Regions from separate parts of the Homo sapiens genome. Here region 2 is linked to region 1. The links are chromatin contacts, found by Hi-C in ENCODE. All regions are on one chromosome and are shown on one strand. The core of a region is the stretch at or near the end of the contact, and the rest is flanking DNA. Distances in the headings are between cores, read along the strand shown. Region 1 holds the start of ATOSB (atos homolog B). Region 2 has its middle 78 kb from the start of RNF38.

Evidence for each region. Hi-C counts contacts between places; a loop is a spot of excess contacts on that map. Pooled maps may share reads with other maps.
Region 2: a loop to region 1 is called in a map with no recorded cell type, with 6 times the contacts of the local background. The contact joins the enhancer-like site here to the promoter of ATOSB in region 1. A Hi-C loop is called at or near these places in 2 of 37 single-sample maps with no recorded cell type and 8 of 50 pooled maps.

What each region holds. Positions count from the first base shown.
Region 1 is chr9:35,113,841-35,120,295 of GRCh38, forward strand. ATOSB (atos homolog B) reads right to left here and starts at 2,022. Exons shown (of 9, transcript NM_025182.4): 1 at 1,965-2,022. RefSeq lists an enhancer at 4-833 and a silencer at 2,167-2,226.
Region 2 is chr9:36,474,564-36,481,011 of GRCh38, forward strand. It overlaps a transcript of RNF38 not described here. Among named protein-coding and RNA genes, the nearest start is that of RNF38, 78 kb to the left of the region's middle. Within about 2 kb of position 4,673, at least 2 of the 41 ENCODE cell types and tissues checked have a DNase peak (open chromatin) inside an H3K27ac peak, as active enhancers do.

The sequences.
Region 1 (6,455 bases), core at 772-3,271:
GAGCCAACATTAGTCCCTGGCAATGTTCAATAAACATTGACTGAAGAAAACAACAGGCCCTGGGCTGAGTGAACAGCAATCCGGCGATCTGGATCCTATCTTCTGCCCTTTCACTGTGACATCTGGGGAATCACAGTCTCTTTAGCCATAAATTTCCAAACCTGTAAAATGAGGTGTTTGTATAAACAATGACTGCTGAGGGCCTCTGCAGCTCTACAATTCTAATGACTGTTGTTCACTCATCTCCATATCAGAGGATAGCTCCAGGCATTCGAATGCTCTGCTGCCTGTACCAAAGCAGAAAGGCTATATCCTCCAGTCTCAGCACAGCAAACTGATGCCCTTTCTCTTCATGCCCCACCCACTCACACAAACCGCCCCAGTCCTGAGGAAGCTGGAGAGTCTGCCCTAGGCCCGCCCTCTCTGAGAGACTGTCTGGGAAGCAGTGTTGCCATAGCAATCAGCTCCTCCTCAAAAGGCTTCAGCCTGCCCTTTTTTACCCCACCCTACCCCAGGGCTTTGTCTGTCCTCAGCAGACCCACCCCCCTCCCCAGCCAGTCTCTCAGCTCCTGGGTGGTTGTGTGAGGAGGCTGGCTTGGGGCCCCTTTTAGCAACACTGTCACACTCATTTAGCCACTGTGTGGAACTCAAGCCTTTCCCACCCTCTCCCAGCCAGCCCAGGGGCAAAAAGAACTCTAGCACTCCATCAAATCCCCTCAGGGAAGCAGAGGAGCCCTCAAGAGAACTAGGTCCTAGCCTGTTCTGATAGTGCTTCCAAGCCTGGAGTGTGGGGAGCCACTCCCTCTTCCTCCCCTAGCTGTGGCTGGAACCTCACAACCCTTACTGGGTTCAGCTTACAGTCGTGGCCCACCTCTCAAAACAGACAGAAGACCCTCAATACTCCTCACCACTTCCCCCCTCCCACAGAAGCCCTAGCGTTCCCTACCCAGAAGGATAAGGGTGGGGAAAATCTGTTTGTGGCAAGTGGTTAAATGTGGCTACCAGTCACTTGGGGATCTATGCGAGAGACCTGGGTGGTAGTGGTGGGGGTGGGGTCTGAGCCCTGCCGCTGGTTACCAGGGTCTCTGGTCATTGATAACAAAGTACCGGGCAGGGCACAGCTCCTAGATGGGCAAGGGCCAGGCCAGGCCCTGGGGCAAGGAAGGAAGTGGGAAATGAGCACACCCAGAGCATAAGGGCAGGGCGGGGGAGGGGGGAGACAGAGACCAAGGCCGGCTCTGGGAGGAACAGGAACTAGGATGGGGGGTTGACAGGAACCCAGCGGGGGAAGGGTCCCCCGGGACCTCAGCTTAGGGAAGAAACCCCAGTCTCAGCTGGACAGATCCAAAATAGACTGAGGAGACATTCACACAAGCCCTAGTGACAAGCAGGGTCTGACTCCTCTCTGAGTGCCCAGGCCAGAAGGCGGAGTTAAAAGCTGAGCAGACAGGAGTGCAATAGATTGGCCTCTTCACCCCACTAACCCCAACACCCTTGCTCTTAGAACCCAGAACACAAGTGTCTTCCTGTAGTTACTACAATGCCCTAAACTGTTACTTTGTCAAAGTACTGGGGGTTCTGTTCTCCTGCCTCAAGTTGGGCCTACAACCCCTTCCCCTAGATAGTGCCCGCAGACCCTCCGACACCGCTACACTCCTTCTCCATTAAACAGCCCCCCTTCCTTCAAAGCACCTCCATGTCCCCTGCCCCTCATGTACCTCCTCCAACCCCCCACATCAGACAGAGACAGCCCCCTCACAATGTACCTCGCAACCCCCCCACAACAAAGCGCTCCCGCCCTTCCCCCATAGAGGCCTCTGGAGAATGCACCTTGTTGCCCACACATTGAGTCCCCAACTGCTCCCGCGACTTCGTATCTTCCCTCAACACACAGCAGTCTCCAGATCGTCTGCAAAGCGCACCCCCATCCGCGTCCCTTCTTCCACGCTCACCCTGCCCCACACCTGTAGTTCCGTGGGTCCCGTTGCACTTGGGGACGTGGTAGTGGTTGGGGCAGTTACTGAGCAGCCCTAGCTGTAGCCTCCGCCTGCAAACCTCGCCCCTTCAGTCTGAGCCCCGCCCCCGCAACGCCCGGGCCCACCCTCTCCCTTGTCCCACCTTCCACCTTCTGTGGACTTGTCCCTTTCCTCGTTTAATTTCTCGAGCTCCTCCCCTGTAGCCCGGGCCCCGCCCCCTTCTGACCTCGCACCTCCTTCGCGTTTTCTTTGCATTTCCCCAGGATCCTCAGCTTTTCCCAGGCCCCACCCCCGATCCCCGCCTCCTCTCGGTCTCTCCGCCTTTCACCAGGACCCGCCCCCTCGGATTCCAGCCTGGCAGAAGTCGCGCCAAGACCCTTCCACCACGATCCCCCTCCCATCTCAGAGCCCCTCCTCCTTCCGCCCCTTCTCCCTCACGCCTCACCCGGGCGGTCGCACTCCAACCAGGATCCGCTGGCTCTGATTGGCGGTGGCGGCCCCAAAGGAGGAAGGAGGAGACAAAGTGATGGTCGCAGGTCGCCTGAGGTCCCACCCCGGCCACGTGCGGCTTCTGTGATGACAAGTCTAGAGGGGCGGGGCCTCGGCCGGCAGGCTGCTAGCCTGAGCGGAGCGGATCAGGGCAGAGGTGGGGAGATGGAGCCAGGGCCAAAGCCACCAGCCTGAGGGCTCTGAGCCGGGTTGGGGCTATCTCGCTGCTTTCGCACCGGTGTGAGCTGCCGCCGGAACTCTAACCTCTTTGTAGGGATGTCTGGGTGGGCGCGTGCATTTGCACTAATAGGGGAGGTCCGTAGGGATTGCAAGGTAGTGCAAGGAATCTCAGGGGTCTGTGAAAATGAGGGAATCTGGGCGGTGGGGTTCAGGTCTGCGAGGTTGAGCAGTTTCTGAAGCCTACGCTGTGCAGGCGGGTGTGGGTTCTGGGATGGGATGGACAGTAGGAGTCAGATCAGTACCTACTGAGGCAGGTCAGCGAGATCTGTGAATTTTACGAGATGAGTGTTGATATGGAGTTAGGAGGGCCTGCAATTGCTGGAGAAAAGTGAGGCCTTTCCCTTGTACAGGTGTCTAATGAACTGCATGACAGTTACATATGTTCTGCAGTTTAAGCGGCGCCCTCTCCAACCTCTCCCCAGGAGATACAATAAGGGAGGGCGACGCTTCCCAGACACCGGTAGATGGCAGCACAGGACACTTGCAGAACTGAGACAGCCCAGCTCAGCGCCGATCTGTGGCCTCTCCGAGGAGCGGACCGTTTGGGTCTGGATTTGATCAAGTTCTACAAAAGTCACATTCTTTTTTATTTTTTTTTGAGACGGCGTCTCGCTCTTTCGCCCAAACTGGAGTGCAGTGGTGCGATCTCGGCTCACTGCAACCTCCGCCTACTGGGTTCAAGCAATTCTCCTGCCTCAGCCTTCAGAGTAGCTGGGATTACAAGCGCGCGCCACCAGGCCGGGCTAATTTTCGTATTTTTGGTAGAGACAGGTTTCACCATGTTGGCCAGGCTGGTCTCAAATTCCTGACCTCAAGCGATCCGCCCGCCTCGGCTGCCCAAAGTGTTGGGATTACTGGCGTGAGCCACAGCACCCGGCCAAATCTCAGATTCTTTAGGCTCTGTGACTTTGTCAGTAGTTAACTTAAACTGGTTTACTCAACGTCAGTGGTGTGGAAGCGCAAAAAAAAGAAAGAAAAAAGTATTTTCTCTGGCCATAAGGAACTTATTATTTAGACAGTGATACAAATGCCTACATAATCCCAGAAGGGTAAACTAAGAAAGGTTTTGGGTAGTGGGAAAACCACAGAGTTTGAAGTCATCTAAACTTCTTCAACTTCAACTTCAAACTTCAACTTATGGGTTCAACTTATGAGTTTGTCTCATACCTTTGAGTATTTACTAGCTGTATAGATTTAGGTAAATTATTTGACTTTAAAAAATTAATTTTAGAACAATTTTAGATTTACAGAAAACTTGTAAAAATAGTGCAGAGAGTTTTCATATATACCCTACACCTAGTTTCTCCTATTATTAACATCTTTCCTTATATGGTTCATTTATTACAATTAATAAGCCAATATTGATACATTAACAATAACTAAAACCCACACTTTATTCTGATTTTCTTTTTGTTTTTTTGAGACGGAGTTGTCGCTCTTTCACCCAGGCTGGAGTGCAGTGGCAAGATCTCGGCTCACTGTAACCTCCACCTTCTGGTTTCAAGAGATTCTCCTGCCTCAGCCTCCCGAGTAGCTGGGATTACAGGCATGTGCCACCACGCCTGGCTAATTTTGTATTTTTAGTAGAGATAGGGTTTCTCCATGTTGGTCAGGCTGGTCTCGAACTCCCGACCTCAGGTGATCCACCCGCCTCGGCCTCTCAAAGTGTTGGAATTACAGGTGTGAGCCACCGCGCCCGGCCTATTCTGATTTTCTTAGTTTTTGCCTTATGTCCTTTTTCTGTGCCAAAATCTAACCCAAGCTGGAACATTACATTTAGACATCATGTCTCCTTTGGCTCCTCTTGGCTGTGACAGTTTTTCAAACTTCCTTGTTTTTGATGACCTTAACAGTTTTTGTTTTGTTTTGAGACAGAGTCTTGCTCTTTCGCCCAGGCTGGAGTGCAGTGGCACGATCTTGGCTCACTGCAATCTCTGCCTCCTGGGTTCAAGCGATTCTCCCACCTCAGCCTCCTGAGTAGATGGGACTACAGGTGCATGCCACCACGCCGGGCTAATTTTTGTATTTGTAGTAGAGACAAGGTTTCACCATATTGCCCCGGATGGTCTTGATCTCCTGACGTTGTGACCCACCCGCCTCAGCCTCTCAAACTGTTGGGATTACAGGCATGAGCCACTGTGCCCGGCCGTTTTTTTTTTTTTTTTTTGGTTGTTGTTGTTTTATTTTGAGACAGAGTTTTGCTCTTGTTGCCCAGGCTGGAGTGCAATGGCGCAATCTTGGCTCACTGCAACCTCCGCCTCCTGGGTTCAAGCGATTCTCCTGCCTCAGCCTTCTGAGTACCTGGGATTACAGGCATGTGCCACCACGCCTGGCTAATTTTGTATTTTTTGTAGAGATGAGGGTTTCTCCATGTTGGTCATGGCTGATCTCGAACTCCCGACCTCAGGTGATCCACCCGCCTTGGCCTTCCAAAGTGCTGGGATTACAGGCGTGAGCCACCGCTCCTGGACTAGTTTTGTTTTTTAAGAGACAGGGTCTCATTCTGTCACCCAGGCTGAAGTACAGTGGTGCAATCATAGCCCTTGTAACTTTGAGCTCCTGGGCTCGAGGGATACTCCTGCCTCAGCCTCCAGAGTAGCTAGGACTACAAACACATGCTACCAAAAAAGAAAAAAAAATTTTAATTTTTTATTTTTTTTAATTTTTTATTATATTTTATTTTATTTGAGATGGAGTCTCGCTCTGTCACTGAGGCTGGAGTACAACGGTGTGATCTCAGCTCATTGCAACCTCTGCCTCCCAGGTTCAAGTGATTCTCCTGCCTCAGCCTCCTGAGTAGTGGGATTACAGGCATAAGCCATCACACCTGGCTAATTAATTTTTGTATATTTAGTAGAGACAGGGTTTTATCATATTGGCCAGACTGGTCTCAAACTCCTGTCCTCAAGTGATCCGCCTACCTTGGCCTCCCAAAGTGCTGGGATTATAGGCGTGAGCCACCAGCGCCTGGCCTTTAATCTTCTATTGTAGAGATAGGGCTTGCTAGGTTGCCCATACTGGTCTACAACTCCTGGCCTCAAGTTATCCTCCTGCCTCAGCTTCCCAAAGTGCTGGGATTACAAGTGTGAGCCAGAGCACCTGGCATCATATTGCAGTCTTTAAAAAAAAAAAAAAACAACAGTGGTAGCTAAGCAGTCTGAGTCTTTATTTTTCTACAAGATTTTTAGAACTTCTTTATGAAATACTTGAGGCATACAGGAAGCTCTAAAGAATATTATAACAAATACCCATATTCTGGCCAGGTGTGGTGCCTCACACCTGTAATCCCAACACTTTGGGAGGCTGAAGCAGGTGGATCACTTGTGGTCATGAGTTCGAGACCAGCCTGGCCAACATGGTGAAACCCCATCTCTACTAAAAAGACAAAAATTAGCTGGGTGTTGTGGCACATCCCTGTAGTCCCAGTTACTCGGGAGGCTGAGGTGCGAGAATTGGTTGAGCCTGGGAGGCAGAAATTGCTGTGAGCAGAGATTGCTCCACTGCACTCCAGCCTGGGTAACAGAGCGAGACCCTGTTTCCAAAAAAAAAAAACAAAAAAAAAACATTTTTATCACATAGCTTTACCAAATCTTAATATTTTACATTTACTTCAAGTTCTCTGTTAAAGAAATTAGTATTTCAAATAAAGTTGTAGCCCTCACATACTCCTCTCTAATCTCATTCCCTTCTCTTCCTCCCTCTTCACTTTTTGTTCCCAGAGTTGACCACTATCTCAAATTGGTATTTATT
Region 2 (6,448 bases), core at 3,423-5,922, 1.4 Mb after region 1:
CAGGTAACACTCCTAATAGCTGTATCATCTCCAGCGAGTTGTTTAACCTGTGTGCTCCAGTTTCATCTGTACAATAAGTATAATATGAGTCCCTTAGGGGACTGCAGTGAGGATTAAATGAATTAATCCACATAAAATACTTAGAATAGAACCTTAAATAATAAGCACACAATAAGTGACCACTATTATCTAGATATTTAAAAATAGGTAGAATTTAGAAAAGGAACTGAAGGGAAAAGAGGCATTATAGGCTGAAGTAACAATCAAAGGAACAGAGGTAGAAAAATCACACACAGGGCCGGGCGCGGTGCCTCACGCCTGTAATCCCAGCACTTTGGGAGGCCGAGGCAGGCGGATCACCTGAGGTCGGGAGTTCAAAACCAGCCTGGCCAACATGGTGAAACCCCATGTCTACTAAAAATAAAAAAATTAGCTGGGCATGGTTGTGTGCACTTGTCGTCCGAGCTACCCACTCAGGAGGCTAAGGCAGGAGAATTGCTTGAACCCAGGAGGTGGAGGTTGCAGTGAGCAGAGAGAGCACCATTTCACTCCAGCCTGGGCAATAGAGTGAGACTCTGCCTCAAAAAAAAAAAAAAAAAAATCTTATTACTATTAATGCAATTGTGATGTTTTTGCAATCCCAAAAATGCATTTGTTCTGCTAACACTGTCATGATCTATCATTGAACTGATGCATATCTGAATTATCTCTGAAATCCTCACTGTGTCTAGTACATAGTAAGCATTCAACAAATGTTTACCAAATTATTATTAATATTAGTAATTATTAATCATTATCTTTTTGTGTGTGTGTAAGACAGAGTCTCCCTCTGTCACCCAGGCTGGAGTGGAGTGGCATCATCTCAGCTCCTGCAACCTCCATCTCCTGGGTTCAAGCAATTCTCCTGCCTCAGCCTCCCAAGGAGCTGGGATTACAGGCGCCCACCACCACACCTGGCTAAGTTTTTGTATTTTTAGTAGAGGCAGGTTTTCACCATGTTGGCCAGGCTGGTCTCGAACTCCTGACCTCAGATGATCCGCCACCTTGGCCTCCCAAAGTGCCGGGATTACAGGCGTGAGCCACCATGACCGGCCTCAAATCATTATTTTTTAGTGGCCAACAGAGAGCAGTAAAATAGAGACAGGGGTTAATTCCCTAAAGAAATATAAACTAGCCGGGTGCGGTGGCTCACGCCTGTAATCCCAGCACTTTGGGAGGCCGAGGCAGGCGGATCACACGGTCAGGAGTTCGAGACCAACCTGGCCAATATGGGGAAAGCCCATCTCTACTAAAAATACAAAAATTAGCTAGGCATGGTGGCTGTAGTCCCAGCTACTCTGGAGGCTGAAGCAGGACAATTGCTTGAACCCAGGAGGTGGAAGTTGCAGTAGGCCGAGATAATGCCACTGTACTCCAGCCTGGGTGACAGAGCGGGACTCTGTTTCCAAAAAAAAAAAAAAAAAGAAAGAAATATAAATTATAAATGAGGCAAATAACCTAGATAATAGTTTACAATTAAGCTAAAATAAGTCATTGCTAATCAACATACTTAACTAAAACAGGTTTTTGTTTTGTTTTTGAGACTGAGTCTCGCTCAGCCACCCAGGCTAGAGTGCAGTGGCGTGATCTCGACTCACTGCAACCATGGTCTCCCGGGTTCAAATGAGTCTCCCGTCTCCCCCATAACTAGGATTACAGGCACCCGCCATCATGCCTGGCTAATTTTTGTATTTTAGTAGAGACGGGGTTTCCCCTTGGCCAAGCTGGTCTTGAACTGACCTCAGGTGATCCGCCCGCCTCAGCCTCCCAAAGTGCTAGGATTATAGGCATGAGCCACCCCACCCAGCCAAACCTTGTGTATTTTATTAAAGTCTCATAAAATGTAGCTGTCAAATTGGTACAGCCTTTTCAAAGGATTATTTGGGCAATATCTTTTTAATGGACTATCGGGCAATCTTTTTTTTTTTTTTTTTTTTTGAGATGGAGTTTAGCTCTTGTTGCCCAGGCTGGAGCGCGATGGCATGGTCTTGGCTCACTGCAACCTCCGCCTCCTGGGTTCCAGTGATTCTCCTGCCTCAGCCTCCCAAGTAGCTGGGATTACAGGCGCCCACCACCATGCCCGGCTAACTTTTTTTTGTATTTTTAGTAGAAACCGGATTTCACCATGTTGGCCAGGCTGGTCTCGAACTCCTGACCTCAGGTGATCCACCCACTCTGGCCTCCCAAAGTCCTGGGATTATAGCTGTTTCCTAATCCAGGACAAAATTATGCTGGCGGGTAAGAATAAAGGTCTAACTCCTAACTTGACTCCAAGTAATTAGAGGAAAGGACAGCTTACAGTAGCCATAGGTTTCCATGGAGTACACACTATCTACCTGTACACCATAGACGTAAATGCTAATTACAGCAACAAAAAGGGCCACCCTTATCCTGAGAATGGACTCCTGAAGTTTACAGTCTTAAAGTCTAAAGATTATTGGCCAGGCGCGATGGATCACGCCTGTAATCCCAGCACTTTGGGGGGCTGAGGCAGGTGGATCACAAGGTCAGGAGTTCAAGACCAGCCTGGTCAAGATGGTGAAACCCCATCTCTACTAAAAATACAAAAAAATTAGCCGGGCGTGGTGGTGGGCGCCTGTAATTCCAGCCACTCGGGAGGCTGAGGCAGAGAACTGCTTGAACCTGGGAGGCAGAGGTTGCAGTGAGCCAAGATCACACCACTGCACTCCAGCCTGGGTGACAGAGCAAGACTCGTCTGGAAAAAAAAAAAAAAAGATTACCTTGCAATCAACTCTTTGGTGCATTTCTTACAAAATACAACAACAAAACAGGCTGGGCATGGTCACTCATGCCTATAATCCCAGCACTTTAGGAGGCCAAGGTGGGAGGATCACTTGAGCCCAGGAGTTCGAGACCAGCCTAGGCAACATTGTGAAACCTCCATGTCACAAAAAAGTTTAAAAGGTTAGTGTAGTTGGCCGGGTACTGTGGCTCACACCTGTAATCCCAACACTTTGGGAGGCTGAGGCAGGCGGATCACGAGGTCAGGAGATCGAGACCAACCTGGCTAACATGGTGAAACCCCCATCCCTACTAAAAAATACAAAAAATTAGCCGGGCGTGGTGGGGGGCGCCTGTAGTCCCAGCTACAGGGAGGCTGAGGCAGGAGAATGGCGTGAACCTGGGAGGTGGAGCTTGCAGTGAGCTGAGATCGCACCACCGCACTCCAGCCTGGGCGACAGAGGGAGACTCTGTCTCAAAAAAAAAAAAAAAGAAAGAAAAAAGGATAGCGTAGTTGTCACACTCATTGTCCCAGCTACTCAGGAGGCTGAGGTGGAAGGACTGCTTGAGCCTGGGAGATGGAAGCTGCAGTGAGCTATGATTACCACTGCCACTGCACTCCAGAGTGGGCAACAAAGCAAGACCTTGTCTCAAAAAACAAAAAACAAACAAACAGAAAACAGCAGTTTGAGATACCAAGTAATACAGTAATAATTAACATATTAAGAAGAAAATTTTCACTAAAAGATTGCCAACAAGACTTCTTAGAAGCACATCATGACGTAGAATGGTTGATATAAGTGTTTATTACCAGGCGTGGTAGCTCACGCCTGTAATCCCAGCACTTTGGGAGGCTGAGACCATTCTGGCTAACATGGTGAAACCCCATCTCTACTAAAAATACAAAAAATTACCCGGGCGTGGTAGCGGGCATCTGTAGTCCCAGCTACTCGGGAGGCTGAGGCAGGAGAATGGCGTGAACCTGGGAGGCGGAGCTTGCAGTGAGCCGAGATCACGCCACTGCACTCCAGCCTGGGGGAGAGAGCGAGACTCCGTCTCAAAAAAAAAAAAAAAAAAAAGAGAGCGTTTATTAAGCATACATCCCCAGATAAACTGATTTTTTTTCTGGTAGCAATAGGGAGAAATCACTTCGCAAAAATGTAAGTATTTAAAAAAAAAAAAAAAAAGATTGGCCGGGCACGGTGGCTCATACTTGTAATCCCAGCACTCTGGGAGGCCGAGGAGGGTAGATCATCTGAGGTCAGGAGTTCGAGACCAGCCTGACCAACATGAAGAAACCCCGTCGCTACTAAAAATACAAAATTAGCCAGGCGTGGTGGCTCATGCCTGTAATTCCAGCTACTCGGGAGGCTAAGGCAGGAGAATGGCTTGAACCCAGAAGGCGGAGGTTGCGGTGAGCCGAGATGGCGCCACTGCACTCCAGCCTGGGCAACAAGAGTGAAACGCTGTCTCAAAAAAAAAAAAAAAAAAAAGATTAGTGGGCGCATCCCTGGGAGAGTAAGCAAGTTATGTATTCGGCTTTTGTGGGCAATCAATCATTCTGGTAACACAAACATAAGGCAAAGTAGACCCAGATTTCTATATATTTTCCTCTAAAGTACTTTTAAGTTACAATTTCAGACTTAAAGAGAAAGGTTCCAAGCTCAGTCTTGTCCTTTTTTAAAGCTGCAAGTATTATAATTTAAAACTCTGAAATGTATTCACTTAAACACGTTCCTGTCACTATTAACAACAACGCTCCATTATCCACTTTTGGTACTGTCTCCAGATGATTTTTAATCCCTGCCTGACTTCTCCCTACCAACAAGTACTTGGATACCATCTTTACCCCGCCTGCCCCCACTACTTGGTTGTGCCTAGGGAATTATAATTACAGCAATCCCGCCTTTAGAACATCCTCAGAGCACAAAGCTTCTTTGTATAATGGTGGAGGGAGGGTGCCCTCCAGGCTCCACAGAAAAGAGTGGGTGGTAGCAACAGAGGAAGAGGAACTGGAGCCACTATGGTGGCCCTCAGTTCTAGTTCAATATCGTTTGTGGGAATTTACTTGTAATGACCAGCCAGGGTTCTGTTGAGCTTCTGCATCTCCTCCCATGTGGGGGTGGAGAGAAGCAGGGCTTATCTTGGCAGATGGGCACAATCACCATGCCCAGAAGACCAGGGAGCAGAAGGAAGCAAGAAATTTGGGAGAAAAGCAAGCAATAACTGTCTTGAATTGCACCCCTCTATGCGATTCTCAAGACCTTAAGTGAGGAAGTTTTGACAACAAAAGCTATCATCCTAATTAACCAGTGGTTGGTATTGGCATTACTGGCACTCAGTAGATGCTCAAAGATGTATTGAGGTGGCAATAAAAATCTACATAGGAAGACAAATCTATAAAAAAAAAAGTTTTAATAAGATAGCACAAAAGCCAAATGAAAAATACTTTTTATTAATTATGAGTCCCAGCCGGGCATAGTGGCTCATTCCTGTAGTAATCCTAGCACTTAGGGAAGTCAAGGCAGGAGGATTACTTGAGCTCAGGAGTTCAAGACCACCATGGGCAACATAGCAAGACCCTGTCTCTTTAAGTATGAGTTCCAACTTTTCTCTATCTGTAAATGTGAATTTTTATTTTTTTATTTTTTTGAGATGGAGTCTCACTCTGTCGCCCAGGCTGGAGTGCAGTGGCGTGATTTCGGCTTACTGCAAGCTACACCTCCCAGGTTCAAGTGATTCTCCTGTCTCAGCCTCCCGAGTAGCTGGGCCTACAGGTTCACACCACCACACCCAGCTAAGTTTTGTATTTTTAGTAGAGACAGAGTTTCACCATGTTGCTCAGGCTGGTCTCAAACTCTTGAGCTCAAGTGATCCACCTACCTCAGCCTCCCAAAGTGCTGAGATTACAGACGTGAGCCACTGCGACTGGCCCTGTAAATGTGATTATTAAATGAATACCTGTTTTACTTTCTGCCTACTCTACTTCTGTTTAGTCTGAGAAACTGCTCACTTTTTAGTTCTCTGACAATAAAACAAATTTCAACAGAAGGTCAGCATGCAGCATCTGCAGCCACTAAAATCCAAGGTGCAGAAGCAGAATGGACAGCCAACTTTTCAACTCCAAGAACATCCCAAAAGCACTACAAATTGTCCTACTACCTAACTGCTTGCTATTCTATGTATACAGTTTTTTTCTTTTTCTTTTTTTTTTTTTTTTTTTTTGAGACAGGGTCTCACTCTGTTCCCCAGGCTGGAGGGCAGTGGCACCATCTCAACTCACTGCAATCTCCGCCTCCCAGGCTCAAGCGATTCTCGTGCCTCAGCCTCTCAAGCAGCTGAAATTACAGGCAAGTGCCACCACACCCAGCTAATTTTTGTATTTTTAGTAAAGACAGGGTTTCACCATGTTGCCCAGGCTGGTCTCAAACTCGAGCTCAAGTTATCCACCCGCCTTGGCCTCCCAAAGTGCTGGGATTACAGGGGTGAGCCGCCACGCCCGGCCCCTTCCATGTATATATTTGGTCCTCTTACTACTACTTCCCTACATTTCTCAACAAAGTCAAAGGATCAGTATATACACCAAAACTCACAATATCTCACTCTCTTATTTCTATACATATTTTACCACAAAAGCAGAAAATGCAGTGATAGCTTTTTTTCTTCT